Linked DNA regions of Homo sapiens: region 2 is linked to region 1. The links are chromatin loops, found by intact Hi-C in ENCODE. Cell type or tissue: A673. All regions are shown on one strand. Each heading gives the region's core, and the rest is flanking DNA. Links, peaks and the distances in the headings are about the cores only.

Region 1 (7,920 bases), core at 2,928-5,427:
ATTCTGGGGCCAGGGTGAGGACCAAGGTGAGGTGAGTCAGGGACTCTCCTTGGGAGCAAAAGTTAAGGTGCACCAAAAAAAACTCTGGATCAAAAATATTTTCAAGTAATATTTAAATAAATCAATTAGATTTTTTAAATTCGTGAGAAAAATATTAAAATTCTAAATAATAATTTAAATAATATTTAAATTATTAAAACAATTTAAATAATGACAATTTAAATAATAATTTAAAGAATAATGAGTAATACTTATTTTTCCCATTTGACTAAGGCTCCAATATGGTATAGAGTGGCACTATTATTAATCCTGAACAGTAAAACAGAGCCAACCAAAATTATTACAGATGAAGCACTTTATTATAGGAATCTGAGTTTGCACAGATGTGGGAGAGATTTGAGGAATAAAGATCTGGAAGGCTACAACAAGATTATAAAAAAGGTCATTACTACTTTAGTCTGATGCACTGGAGTAAGTTGAAAAGCTACTGTGGGTTGGGGAAAAATGTTTAGCTACCAAACTGACATGAATTGGGAGCTTATAGACAGTTTTATATAGTTCATTACTATATGTGTAACTGGTGGGAAAGCCTGTGATATGTAACTGATGGAACAGCCTGTGAAGCCACCATGTGTAGATGAAGCCACTGTATCTGGCAGTCTGACAGCTATGTTCTCTTTAGAATTACAGCCTTTGCTTCACTTCTGTTTCCCAAATCCTGCGCTAGTTCCTCTCATTGGTAAAGTCTAATCTGGATCCATATAGGAAAGAATATAATAATGAAGTGTTTCCAGTCTTGCATGTGGTGGTTATGCCTAATAGACAACAGACAATTCATCCGTTTGTCATCTCAGCAGCCATACAAAGCTTTTTAAATTTATCTGAATATAGGTAAAGAGTGTATCATGCTTCTGTCTAAGCTGGCATAACTATCCTTTATACAACATTCTAGGGTTACATACACAAAATAAATGTTTATAGAAAACCAAGATAGGGGCCAAGATGGCCCATTAGAAGCAGCTGCAGTCAGAGGATCTCACTGAGAAGAATGAAAATGGCAAGTGAATCCTGCACTGGCAACTGAGGTATCCAGGTTCTTTCATTGGGACTGACTAGATAGTTGGCATGACCCACTGACAGCAAAGAAAAGCAGGATGGTGCGACGGCCCACCTGGATCCACATGGGGCAAGGGAGCCCCCACCCCCAGCCAAGGGAGGTGGTGAGTGATCATGCTACCCTGCCTGAGAAACCACACTTTTTCCACAGATCTGTGAAACCAGTGGATCAGGTGATCCCCCTCATGAGCCCATGCCACCAGGGCCTTGGGTACCAAGCACAGAGCCGTGCAGATTCTCAGCAGCCACTCAGCCGGAAACTGCCTAAGGCTACCAAGTAACTGGGGAGAGGGGCGGATGCCATCACTGTGGCTGCCTGCTGCCTAAGTTGACTGAGCTTCCTGGGGGAGGAGCAGCAGCCATCACTGAAGCTCCTGTCTGCCGTTTTTCCCCTGCCAGTGTTGAGGAGACTGGATAGTTTGGACCCAGGAGGAATTTCCCACAGCACAGCACAGCAGCTATGGCAGATTGTGGCCAGACTGCCTCTTTAGGCCAGACCTGCACCCATCCCTCCTCACTGGTGGGACCGCCCTGCAGGAATTTCAGCAACTATAGCCAGGGGTTTAGGGAAAGAACTCTGATCTTCCTAAGACTGAGCCCTCAAGGAGAGGGGTGGCCATGGTCTCCATAAATCAGTAGACTTAGTCTTTCCCCCTGCTGGCTCTGAAGAATCCAGGCAATCTGGATGAGTGGGATTTCACCCTGTGCGGGGCACCCTCTCCGCCAAGGGGCAGCCAGAGTGCTTCGTTAACCAGGACCCAGATCCAGTGCCTCCTGATTGGGTGAGACCCCCCAACAGGGGTCACCAGACACCTTATACAGGATCGTTCCTGCTGGCATCATGTCGGTGCATCTCTGGGATGGAGATCCCAGGGGAAGGAGCAGGCAGCCATCTTTGCTGTTCTGCCGCCTCCACCGGTGACATCTCCAGGTGCGGGAGGAACCCAGGCAAATAGGGTGTGGAGTGGACCCCCAGCAAATCTCAGCAGTCTTACAGAAGAGGAACCTGACTGTTAAAAGAAAAACAAACAAAAAGCAGAAAAGGCCTTTGATAAAATTCAACATTCCTTTATGTTAAAAACTCTCAATAAACTTGGTATTGATGGAACATACTTCAAAATAATAAGAGCCATTTATGAAAAACCCACTATGTCATACTGAATGGGCAAAAGCTGGAAGCATTCCCTTTGAAAGCTGGCACAAGAAAATGATGCCCTCTCTCACCACTCCTATTCAACACAATTTTGGAAGTTCTGGCCAGGGCAATCAGGCAAGAGAAAGAAAGAAAGAAAGGGTATTCAGATAGGAAGAAAAAAAGTCAAACTGTCTCTGTTAGCATACAGCATGATCCACATTTAGAAAACCCCATCGTCTCAGCCCAAAGGCTTCTTAAGCTGATAAGCAACTTCAGCAAATTATTACTACTATTGCTTTTGAGAATATATTACTTTCTTATTTTTTGAGAATCATTATTTTTAAGAGCTTTTTGAAGAACAGAATGCGGCTAATCCTGTCTAACTCTCTCTGCCTTTGTGTTTGGTTCCCTAAGTTTTTAGTGTAATGAAAATGCACTGAAAAGATGATGGATTTTAACCCATCAATTTTCTCTTCTTACCCTGTGTCCTTGGTTTGTTATATTTATATTATCATTATAGGATACTTTTGACAGATATTTTGATTGTTCATTTGACACAGTTTAGTTACACCTTCTTACATTCTCCTAAATTCTTCACTTAAAATTATTCAATCAAATACATTTCATTTTCATATTTTTATATGTGTGTGTATGTGTGTGTATATATATGTGTGTGTATATATGTGTATATCTATATACACACACATATACACATATATACACACACACAAATATATATATACCAAATATATATGTATACCATATGTATTATATATATAGACATATACCAAATATATATATATACCATATATATATATGGTGGGGCCTTTTAGTAGAAGTACCTCAAGTGTTTCAGTTTCATCAAACAGGTTTTCATATCTGTAGACTGTCTTATATTTGCATTATATACTATGATAGCTTTATAGTTACTTTGTTTTTCCTATAAACTATCTTTCTGAGACCATATATAAGTATTTAATTTCTCTTTCAACTTGAGGATCAATTGGCTATTAATGATTTCTGAAAAAAATTCGTTTGTATTTTCCTTCCTAACTACCATACAGCAGAATATTTACAACAATGTAAAAAACTTCCTCCAATTAAGTGTTTGTTGTCAGCTATTCTTAAAATAAATAAAGTCTAGCTTTTCATCAAAAGACAACCCTCTTTTCTTCTAAACCATTTCTGAAAATAGCTGTAATCTTTTGACCATCTGCCATCACTACATAACAAATACTAGTCACTAGTCACAGACTAGCTATTTTCCTTTTGTCGTATTTATAATTAAAATTTTATTTCCTCAGCATCATCAACACCATTATTTTTTTCTTAAGGAAATGAGTTAATACATCAATGGAATTATGTTTTCACAGTCATCTCCACTAACTTGTCGTACTTTTTTGTTCAGCTTGTTTCTTCTAGTACCTTTCCTCTAGTGCCTGTCTTCTTCATTCTGGGCATATTCATGGCCGAAAAATCAGTTTCTTAGGCATGTTTTCCAGTTGAGTTGCTTTCCACTTTGACAAATGGTTTTGAATGAACTCTTCTCACCTTTTTCAGCTCTCTTTTTAAATTACCTACCAAAATGGTCCAATAGATTTACTTTTTAGTCGCAGTTACAAACTCTTACCTATTTTTCTAGATGTATGTTCTCTCAAATTTTAGGGGACTTCCAAGGTCAAGTCTTCCCTTTTTTTCCCATAAATTTCAGCTTTCTGCTGCCCTCTCCTGGCCTTCTGTGGCATGTAAACATTTAATCCTACTGCTGAAAGTATAAATCTAGAGTTTTACTTCGAGGGAAGTAAGGCAAAGATTCTGAAAATTTAGTGTGTATCAAAATCTCCTGGGAAGATTGTAAATAAGTTACAAAGCCTCTCACTAGGAGATTATGATTCTGTATATCTGAGGCAGAGATCACGAACCTTCAGTTTTAATAGACAGTGTTACTGTGATTCATGTGAACTATAAACCACATTTCAAGAAACCCTGAAATAGGAAAATCTGACTCAAGGTATTGGTCATAAGCTCTTTGGTTGAAAAAGCAAGTCTTGAAACAATGATATTCATTTAGAAAAAAGTGTTTTGCATGCCTTTCAATTTAAATGTTTTAATTTTTATGTAAATGGCAAAACAAAAAAAAATAGTATTTTGGAGTTATCTAATTGACATTCAAAATTAGCGCAAAATTTAAAGAAATATAAATACCTAGGTACAAGTAGATACAATGACCTCTAGCTTATTAGCTAACTCTTCTTATTCTTAGAATTATCTGCTCTGGCCCAATTTTGTTGTTGATTAGTCATTAGGACAAGTCAGATCTTTCTTGTCACAATCAAATAATTCCAATAAATTCTACTGATCCTATTTGCAAGTATCAGGTCAATAGTCTTTAAATATGGATTTTTTTAAATCTAAAAACACATAAAACTTGCTTAAGTGTGCAGAATTAGATACAATATTAAATTTATTTCTCACTGATGTCTGTAACATTTATTTGCCAAAGTCTCTAAATGTATGATTCATAAGCTTAGCCCATATGAGAATTACCTGATAACTTTAAGAATATACCTATACTTGGGTCTCACGCCAAGAAATTCTGATTTAATTGATCTGGGTACATTCTGAGTATCAGAATTTTTTAAACCCCCTGCCCCAGGTGAGTTTAATGTACTCTAAAACTCTTTTTCACTTAGACTTCTGGCCAGAACAATGGTTGTTGTTCATCTGTTTTCTTATACTCTCGGGAGCCTGCTTTGCCTCATCTCCAGTTACCATCATTTTTATCCTTGAATTATTGATAGAATATGTAATTTCTAAAACACATAAAATTGGCTGGAGGATATTCACGGTTATGGTGCATCTGCTAGGCTCGGTATTGGGGGACAAGATCATAAAGTCTTCAGTTATTTTGTCTTTAATAAGTAGAAGCCTGACATTTTCCAGAGTATTGCAGGACAAAGGATGCTTGAGTCCTTGATCTTTTTTCTCAAAAACAGTTGAAATAATTAAAAAGCTAGGTAGCATACCTTTTTCTGCATCTATAGCTTTTGCTAGTAACACATAGTTATCTTACTCTCTTAATTCTGATTCTGGGATTCAAATCCATACCTATGTCGGTCTTAACTTCCATGGCATAGGTAATTTATATCCATTCTCTATAAAAGATTGATAAAAATATAGCATCGTCTTCTGAAAGAAATTGGAATTCTAAAAATAGTTACATAGCTAAAGATTTGACAGCATTATCAATGGGATGTAAAGTGGCTTCAGGTCACATATAAACAAAGATATTTTCTGAGTTTGGCCTCATCAGTATGAATTTGTCTAAAATATGGATTTAACATTTTACATAAATTAGAACTCTAAATAGTCATCAATCTCTAAGGCTAGAATGAAGGTATACTTAATAAAGTAAATAACTGAGTACATTAAAGGTGCCCATTGTCCTTAGATAATATTAAGCTGCAATGTAAGCAGTGTGAAGGACAACGCTTGCCTAAAGCTACAACATGGAAGTATTTTAGCTACTTTAAAATGCTGCATTAATTCTTTATGTAATTCAGGTTGTAAAGGAGAGAAGAAAATTAAGGCAGTTCTGCAGGTTTGCACTTGTCTTTAATGTGCATTTTTAATTGAAAGATAAACTTAAGTAGGAATTTGGAGTGCCTTTTAAATAAGGTCAAAAATCTGGCTGAGAGAAAGCCCCTTATCATAAATCCTGTGCTCAATTTTTTCCAGAGAAGAGTGAACACAAATGTAATGAGATACAGAAATTGTTATACTGTTAGTAGTTTGTGCACCTTCTCTCTTAAGGAGAAAAAGGGAAAAGTTCTCAAAAAGCATTTGTCTTGAGACAGTTGGAAAAGTGAGTATGTTCCCTCCAGAAAACTAGGGAGCACATGCAGAGGAAAGTGTAGCAGATTAAAGCTGAATAAAGAAAAGTCATGGAAAGTGGTTATTTACAGAAAACAAATACAATAAATTATAGGTGTGTATTAGTCTGTTTTCACACTGCTGATAAAGACATACCGGAGACAAGGCAATTTACAAAAGAAAGATGTTTAATTGGACTTACAGTTCCACGTGGTTGGGGAAGCCTCACAATCATGGCGGAAGGCAAGGAGGAGCAAGTCCGGTCTTACCTGAATGGGCAGCAGGCAAAGAGAGAATGAAAGTCAAGTGAAACGGGTTTCCCCTTATGAAACCATCAGATCTCTTGAGACTCATTCACAATCATGAGAACAAAAAAGGAAAGAAATGCCCCCATAATTCAATCACTTAACACTGGGTTCCTCCCATGACACGTGGGAATTGTGGGAGTTACAATTCAAATGAGATTTGGGTGGGGACACAGCTAAACCATATCAAGGTGCAAGGAATATTTTGTGGAAAATGGTGAAGCACCTGCTTATTTGTTCCAGACTGATGGAGAACAGGGTGGAAACAGAGGATAACATAGGCATGTTAACTACAAGCTAATCTTCAGCAGTTACAAGGAGCCCTCCTGATTCTCCAAGATTACAAATCAAGTTTAACTAGGTTTCTGAATCCGCAGGGGTGCCAGCTTACAATTGGTTTACTAACAAATTAACATAAAACCCCTACATTTAATAAAAGTCATTCACTTTTGTTGTTTTGTTACCCAGAACTGTCACTAGTACAAGATATAATCACTGAAAGAAATAGTTTCCCCACCCCATATCCTAAAGAAGTCTATTCCTAAAATGGTCTTAACGCCCTTACAGATGAGTAGGGCTCAGAAAAGAGATCTTTGTTGAGCATTGACATTGTCATCTGCAGTTGCTGTACCAAGTCTCAAAGCCTCTAGCATAAACTAGCGAGAACAAAATGAAGTAAGGAGCTTGAAATAGGGTGCATAAACATGTCACTACATACTGACTACATACAATCTTGATGTAAATGACTATTTTAGATCCACTTTACATTCATGTTGAGAAAACCCTTTTCTTTCCAGGTACATTTTATCCCTGTCCTCTTCGTGTCTAATTTTCATAAAAGAGTTATTTGTATTTACTGTGCCCATTTACCCTCTTTCCACTCTTTCTTCAACCCATTACCATCATTCACTTTTTACTATATCTTTAAAATGGATTTTAACAAGGTGATCAATGACTATTATGTGGCTAACTCAAATGGGATTTTTAAATTTGTAAAATTTTTATCTTTTTTGCATTCTCTCTTCTATCTGTGTCTCTAACACAACTCTCAATTGATCTTTTCTGCCTTCTCCCACATCTTTACCAATTTATTTTCACTTATCTGATATTTAGATCCAGAATCCTAGTTCATGGGTCAGCAAACCACGGCCCATGGGTCAAGTCCAATTTGCTTCCTAATATCTGCTAATAAAAATTTATTGGAACATAATAATGCTCATTCATTTATATATTGACTGTGGCCAATTTAGCACTACAATGGCAAATGTGTAGTAGTGACAGAGACCATTTGACCTACAAAGCCTAAAATATTTACTATCTGGCCCTTTATAGAAAAAAAAAACGTAGACTCCATTTATAGTATTAAATATTAGGCCAGTTTCTCATTTTTCTAAAAGTTTTTAATATAAATTTCATCAACTCCTCTGCCTTCAGTTTGTATCTGTAAAGAGATGACTCAAATTTATTTAGTAAGTCTAGATGACAATTCAG
Region 2 (7,920 bases), core at 1,849-4,348, 1.4 Mb before region 1:
ACTGACACACAATAGTGTTCAGCAGCCAATTGAATGAAAGAGTTGAGATTTCCTCAGAGTTAGGGAAAGTAAATGTGTGTGTGTGTATGTAAATCCTGTGAAGGATATTTCCATTTGAAAGTAAATGTGTGTGTGTGTAAATCCTGTGAAGGATATTTCCGAGGGGAAGCATGGTTAGAACTGGAGGGCAGAATCCCTCCTCCCCTCCCCAGCGCAAACATTGATTTAGGGGCCATGTGTGAGGGGTTGGTATTGGGAGGATAGATTAAAGAAAATATTTATCTATTGATTGAAAATTACTCAAATATTCCCTTTTCTATTCAGTTTTACGTGAATCAGGATGCAATAAAGTCAAGGGCAATATTAAAAATATCTTAACAGCTGGCACTGAATAGGCACTCACTAATCAGGATGAATGCTTTAAGTGTGTAATACTGGTGTGATATGCTGAATATTAATTGTGGAAACTATGTGGTTGCTAGATATTATTAAATGATATATATATATACATATAAATGCTTTATGAACTAAAGACTTATACAAATGCTAGACACTACTGCTATTAGCTCTACTTGGCCACATAGAAATACAATTTAAAAATCCCCTCTTTTTTCTATATAATATTGATCTGGTTGCCATAATACAATCTATGAACCAGTAGATGAAATAAGTCAATTAATTACAAAAATTTCCTTTGATTTTCTTGAAAAATTCTCTGCCTCTCAGTGCAACCTGAAATCAGAGGGTTAAGCAACTTCAAAGGATGTTACCTGTTATCTGACCTATGACCCTATTGAAGTTTTATTTTAGAAAAGTTTGAGGGTAACTTTATAGGTCTTCAGTTGTAGAAAAACATTCCAGTAGGTGGAGCTCTTTCTCAATGTTTTTTCAGTTTTTAACCGTGGTAGGGACTCATTTCTTTTTCACCTTTCTTTTCTGCAATGGCTTAGTCATAACAGCACAGATACTTACAGCAGCATCTGAAATTAGCATCAAATATAGGCTATATATTTCTGTAAAATGAGTTTGGAACCCCCAAGTTGTTTAATGGAACAGCCATGGTTAATTTCCTTTTGAGACCTGATCAAACACCATAGGATTTTTTTTTTCTCCCTTTGATTATCTGCATCAAAGATCCAAAAATACCTACCTTTTACTATGAAGCTATGTCTAGGTCCAAGATCAAATAGTGCATGTTTTTATTCTCAATTCTAGTTATGCATACTAATGACTCAGCTCTTGTATGGTCTGTGTTGCTGTACACCTCCTACATATTAACAATTTTAAGTGTGGGGCTTAGAAGCTGCAAGTGTATATGATAATAAATATGAGCATAGCAAGAGGGTTCATTCTGGTCTGGGTAATTCATTTAGTACCATCTCTACAAGCCTCTCTACCAATCTGGAATTATACGTAGGTAACAGAATTAAAAGAAAGAAGTGTCTAGAGATGGTCACTTTAGAGGCGATATACAGAACTGTAAAATGGACATCTGAAATAATGAGCAATTCCAGAACTTAGCAGGACTTAAGTTTTTGCTAAAGCTAGTAAATGTATTTAGGAAACATCATCTGATCTCTTTGGAGAGCAGATATACTCTTTGGAGTATAGATTTTTTTTTTTTACTAATTTATTAGTAAACATTAAAAAACTTCAAATCCTACATATGGAAATCTATAGGAAAGTTATCACATTGTTCCTTCAGTGAAACTTTAGTTTTGTCCAGAAATAAAAAATAATTATAGCTGAAGTGTCCAGGAGCTGTGCTCACAAGTGTGAGAGCAGAAAAAAAATACATTTCTTTCTCACTTGTTCTGTTTTATTTCCTCCCTTTGCTGCTGTTTGACTTATGGGCAATACAGAAAGCACATCTAAAGAATGGAATATTTTTCTATGATTAGCCTTGAGGCATGGAAAGTGGACAGTAGTAATGCAATATGAGGGTGCGGTGGACCAGACGTGTCAGACTGTCTGCTAATGCCAAAGAGATGTCTAAAGAAATGAGAGATGGTGAGGGGTAGCTGCTGTTATAGTTCACTGAAATTTCTAAGTATTAGGCAGGAAGACTGGAGACTGCCCAGATAATTGTGTGGCTGCTGTCCTCTTATCATGCTTCAAGTCTAATTGTAGGAAATGCAAGTAAACTTAATTCAAAACATACTTACTAAGCATGCAATAAAAAATGTTAGGAGCAGGGCAAAGGAATTTGAATAAATATGATTTTGTTTTCATAGAGGAGACATACAGTTGGATCATTATAATTGAAAAATATCATAATAAATGTTATAATAAAGATGTATATGAAGGGCAATTTACACATTTCCCTGACCCTTGGTTTCTTCATATGCTGTTCTCTATTAATAAGCATCTACTATTGCCCAGCCAATATGACAGGGACTTTTGTCCAATATCTTAAAAATAATTTAATTTAATCACCACAGCTTACTATGAGGAGGATATTATTACCCATTGTTTACAGATGAGGTTTGGAGCAGTTAGGAAAGCAATGGCCCATTGATCACGTCTTGTTATGTATAATGTTCTTTTCCAGTGTCACATTCTGGGCCCTAGGGAGTCAGAAGCTTGAGTTAATATACTCAAGATACAGTAGAGCCTGCCCAAAGTTTTGAGGTCTCTAATCTCAGTGGAATTATTTAATGTAAAATTGTCCTTTTCCTTTAGTGAATTTATCAGAAGACCCATCAATAAACATATCAGAAGATATTTTCCTTTTGGATGTTACAATAATGTCATTGTATTGCTGTGGCAGGGAGAGATGAAAAAATCCATCAGGAATAAATGTCCTCTCCTTTTCTGCTTAGCCTGAAACTACTGCTTCCAGGGACAATCCAGCCCGTGGGAGCTCCCAGCCGAGGGGACTGCCTGCTGATTTTTTGGCACTTGTTCTCAGCGACAGCAGCTCAGAGGCGAGTGGGGGTGGCACTCTGTGATCACAGCTCCTTTTGGAAACCTATGTGGACTCTAACAACAGCTACTCCTCATTGTTTCCCATCTCCTTCAATGGTATATTGGTGTCTTGGTGAGCAGCCTTCATATTTCAGCACCACAGTGGAGGACAGCTCACAGCACTTTCCTTGTTGAGTTCTTCAAGGGCGAGTCTCTTAAGGAAAATGGGTTCACCAGGAAAGTGAGCCTGGGAAACTGATCTACTCTGAGGTTTCCTTCTAGCAGCTTTGAATCTCTGAGACAGGATATAGTTCTTCAGACTTCCTTTGCTCAGACTTAGGTCATATGCTCCTTTTGGGTTACTATAAAGTGCCTATAATTTCCTCTAGGCAGTGTTTGAACTAAAATTCCTCTTCATATGCCTCCTCAACAGGTCATGAAATCTGGGAGCAGCTTTGGAAATCTCATATTTCTCCAAACTGGGTACATAGAACTTAGCTTCCTTAGGGTCCCTGGGTTGGGTAAATATAAGTGGTCACGTTTTGATTCTTGGTGTGTGACTTTTAAGGTGTCTGCTCTCACTGACTTGGAGAACAAGAATAGAAACTGGCTTTCTTCTGGCACAGCTCTGGTTTGTCCTTCTGTCTCTTGTCTCCACCCAACCCCCATCAGCTTAGAGATTGGAAAGAGATGGCATTTTCTTAAGGATTAATCTGAAGCATCTTTGTTAATCCCCCCTCCCCTTCCTTCTTGTGGAAGACCTCCCTTTTTATCTGAATTTCTAGCTGAGGAAATAATTTTCATGTTATTTTCTTACATAGTATTTGCTAGAGACAACTTAGTAAACATCATGTGACTATTTCATGAATTTAACCCTTTTTATGCCAAGAATGATTTAACTCTATAACCGTCACAGGTTAAGCAAAATCCACAAAGTGACAATTGGCAGTTCCACACAGTGTTAGCTGTAGATCTTTATATAATTACACATTGTAAATCTCAAATGAATGAGGAGCTGTGTGTTGTGTTGCAAAAGAATAGCATTTTCCCTTAGGCAATTCTATTCAACTTCTACAGACCATTAAAGCTGGAGACTCTTGATGGGGTGTAGGGGGCATGCTTGCAAACACAGTCTCTCAGAGAGCATCATGAGCTCCAGGCTCTGTGGGCTTCAGAATCTGCTTTCCAAACTTTGGTTTTCAATTCATATCCAAATAAAAGAGGCATGTGCGTCTGCCTAAGGCAGAAAATAGATCATGGGAGATTAGGCGTTGTTTACTTGAGTCTTGTTTGTTTGAGAAAAGGTGACCTCAGTGGGTCCAACTGTATTCACACATTTGTCCAGTCTTAGAGTGAAGTTCCCTTTTTGGTAAAATAGAATTAGTGTCCCCAGGGAGCTTCAAGACAGAGCCCAATACAGACCTGTCTTCTGATAATACCGCAGTTTTCCAAGCCACTTATTTTATTAGAAATTAGTGCAAATTTTGGATTCTGCTGCATAGTATATCCTGGATTGCTTTAAAATGAGAATAGCGTTTAAGTTATGCACCTAGGACAATTGACACTTTACATGCCATGTTTATCTTGGAATTTTGCATATACTTTGACACATTAGAGGAACACAAACACAATTTGAGAGTGCAATCCTGGGCCAATCCTGAGTTGCATCCCTTGGTCTAAGCCACTGGGGGTTATTACCCAACTTGCATTGGTACTGTGAGCCACCCAACTCACCTCCTTACCCCCAACATGGACCATGTGAAAGTAGCACTTGTATGGTTCCTGAGCTTAGTTTTGAATCATTTCCTCTGACCCATCTCCAACTTGACATATTGATTGGCTCTCATTCCTGCTGGCTTTTGTTGAGTTATGTGTATTCCTAGTTAGGTCCTTGCTTCTGTCTCCCTTCCTGTGGTTACAAATGCTTCCCAAGATTGGTCTTTTTATCACTTGCCTTTCAGTCTTTCCTTTGCTTACCATTCTTCAGCCACCTGGGTTGCCCATCCTTGCCTCCAGGATGTTCTCTTTCAGCAGGGTTCACTCCCAGTAACTTCCTCTCCAGATTGCCTAATGCTCCATGAAGAGGGGTAAGGGTGGGTTCTCCTCTCTCAACAAGGACGTAGACACAGAGGCAAGAATTATTGTGTAATTGAGTAATGCTTTTTAGCCACAGTTTCTTTCAATATGTCCTGGAGCATTGAACTAGACTAACTTTTCTATCATTTTTCCAATTAGAATACTTTTCTCAATCAAACATTAGTCTGTAATAGTTTTAAATTACCATGCATGATTCACAGTGATTTAATATTCACAAAATTCCTGCCATCTTAATATGCTCTGGAATGGGAGGTTGATTGGGAAGTCAGTTCATGAGTGGAAGAGAGCAATTTAAAATTGTTAGAACATTTCACGAATCTTAGCTCTTGGTGGGAATGGTTTGGTGCCTGCTTAATATAGAAGAATCTGAAATTGCTGGGCAATGAAATTTCAATCAGGGGCTCTGTATCTGAGGGAAACTCTCCAACGAATAGACCGTGAGCTTTCACATCACTCTATTCCTTTGAGAAATCTTTTTTTTTGGGGGGGTATTTTGTGCACATTTCCAGCCAACATTTAACTAGACCTACAGTTGCAACAAACTCCGCAGTGATCTACTCTCTCAATTTCATACCTGAGTCCCTCTGTGTTTTCAGGTCTTCAAGAAACAGAAAAGTGTACAATCTACAACAGTTTTGACACGAACAAAGTTCATTTCCCAAACTGTGGAATAATTATTTATTTCTCTGAAAATTTGAGCCTTTCTTGTATTATGTTGGGTATCAGCAGTACAGAGTTGTTTACATGGCACCTGGGAATCTAAGTGTGGGTGAATAGGTGAGGTTTTCTTTGGCTGGCTTATGTCTAAACACTTTGATCTTAGTGTTATTTTAAGTTTAACTCCATGAAGTTTAAGATTTCCACTGAGCTTGATACTGAGGAAAAGGTAGATTCTCATGGATTTGAAAACTAGAGGGCTTGTTCCTCTGTGGGCTCTGAGACATGAATCCCTAACTTAAAACAAAGTTGTTTCATTGGCAGTTAATCTCCATCTGGTATATTAGGACATAGCCAGATACCTGGTAGAGGTATTCCTACCTTTGGTAAAATTGCAAAATAGATGAGGGTGCTCACAAAAGAAACTATCACCAGAGTGAGCAGGCAACCTACAGAATGGGAGAAAATTTTTGCAATCTACTCATGTGACAAAGGTCTAATATCCAGAATTTACAAGAAACTTAAATATATTTACAAGAAAAAAGCAAACAACCCCATCAAAAAGTGGGCAAACGATATGAACAGACACTTCTTAAAAGAAGACATTTACATGGCCAACAAATATATGAAAAAAAGCTCAACATCCCTGATCATCAGAGAAATGCAAATCAAAACCACAATGAGATACCATCTCATGCCGGTCAGAATGGCAATTATTAAAAAGTCAAGAAACAATAGATGCTGGAGAGGCTGTGGAGAAATAGGAACACTTTTACACTGTTGGTGGGAATGTAAATTAGTTCGACCATTTTGGAAGACAATGTGGCAATTCCTCAAGGATCTATAACCAGAAATGCCATTTGACCCAGCAATCCCATTACTGGGTATATACTCAAAGGAATATGAATTATTCTGCTATAAAGACACATGCACACAATATGTTTATTGCAGCGCTATTTACAATAGCAAAGATTTGGAACCAACCCAAATGCGCATCAATGATAGACTGGATAGAGAAAATGTGGTACATATACACCATGGAATACAATGCAGCCATAAAAAGGAATGAGATCATGTCCTTTGCAGGAACATGGATGAAGCTGGAAGCCATCATCATCAGCAAACTAACACAGGAACAGAAAACCAAACACCACATGTTCTCACTCATAAGTAGGAGCTGAACAATGAGAACACATGGACATAGAGAGGGGAACAACACACACCAGGGCCTGTTATGGGGTGGGGGGGTGAAGGGAGGGAACTTACAGGATGAGTCAATAGGTGCAGCACTTGCACACATCATGGCACACATATACCTATGTAACAAACCTGCACATTATCCCATTTTTTTCCTTCTTATTTTGCTTCCTCTTCATTCTTTTTTTTTCTTTTTTTTGAGACAGAGTCTCGCTCTGTTGCCCAGGCTAGAGTGCAATGGCGTGATCTTGGCTCACTGCAACCTCTGCCTCCAGGGTTCAAGTGATTCTCCTGCCTCAGCCTCCTGAGTAGCTGGGATTACAGGCGTGTGCCACCAGGCCCAGCTAATTTTTGTATTTTTAGTAGAGATGAGATTTCACTATATTGGCCAGGCTGGTCTTGAACTCCTAACCTCTAGTGATCCACCCGCCTCAGCCTCCCAAAGTGCTGGGATTACAGGCATGAGCCACCACACCTGGCCCCCCTTCATTCCTGATGATCCCTTTAACTATTCCTAGTACTCCAAAATAGCCTTCTCATTTTCCAAATACAACCTTTCTATCTTCTCTGCCCTAGGAACAATCATCTCAATCTTTTGTACACTCACTTCTGGGGCTCTGATTCCTCTTAATGTATTGATAAGTACTTGTGAATTAAGCTACAGCCTGTCTCAGCCCACATATTTATTTATTTATATATATTTTAGAGATAGGTCTCACTCTATCACCCAGGCTGAATGTAGTGCCTATGTACAGGATTGATCATCGTGCACTATGGCCTCAAATGCCTGGGCTCAAGCAATCTTCCTGCCTCAGCCTCTTGAGTAGCTGGGACTATAGGCATGCGCCACCACACCTGGCTGATATTTAAATTTTTTATGTGGAGGCAGTGTCTCATTATGCTGCCCAGGCTGGTCTCGAACTCCTGGCCTTAAGTGATCTCCCTGCCTTGACCTCCCAAAGTGTTGGGATTATAGGTGTGAGCCACTGTGTCCAGCCCTACATGTTTTTTCTTTATTAAAAATCTTTGTAGACAAGGAGTTAGTGCCTACCAGTGACTCTC

Evidence for each region. Hi-C counts contacts between places; a loop is a spot of excess contacts. Peaks named below come from ENCODE experiments on the same cell type or tissue, not always from the same donor. Only the 100,000 strongest peaks of a DNase experiment are listed, where the experiment ranks them.
Region 2: a loop joins it to region 1, with 27 times the contacts of the local background. A loop is called at or near these places in 8 of 110 quality-filtered maps.

Annotation. Positions count from the first base shown.
Region 1 is chr14:47,913,603-47,921,522 of GRCh38, reverse strand. No RefSeq gene overlaps it. Among named protein-coding and RNA genes, the nearest start is that of LINC00648, 120 kb to the right of the region's middle. In A673, for the core only: a CTCF peak has its summit at 4,006 (motif pointing left); a DNase peak (open chromatin) is centred at 3,972.
Region 2 is chr14:49,299,289-49,307,208 of GRCh38, reverse strand. No RefSeq gene overlaps it. Among named protein-coding and RNA genes, the nearest start is that of RPS29, 280 kb to the left of the region's middle. In A673, for the core only: no CTCF peak of the experiment used is centred there; a DNase peak (open chromatin) is centred at 3,068.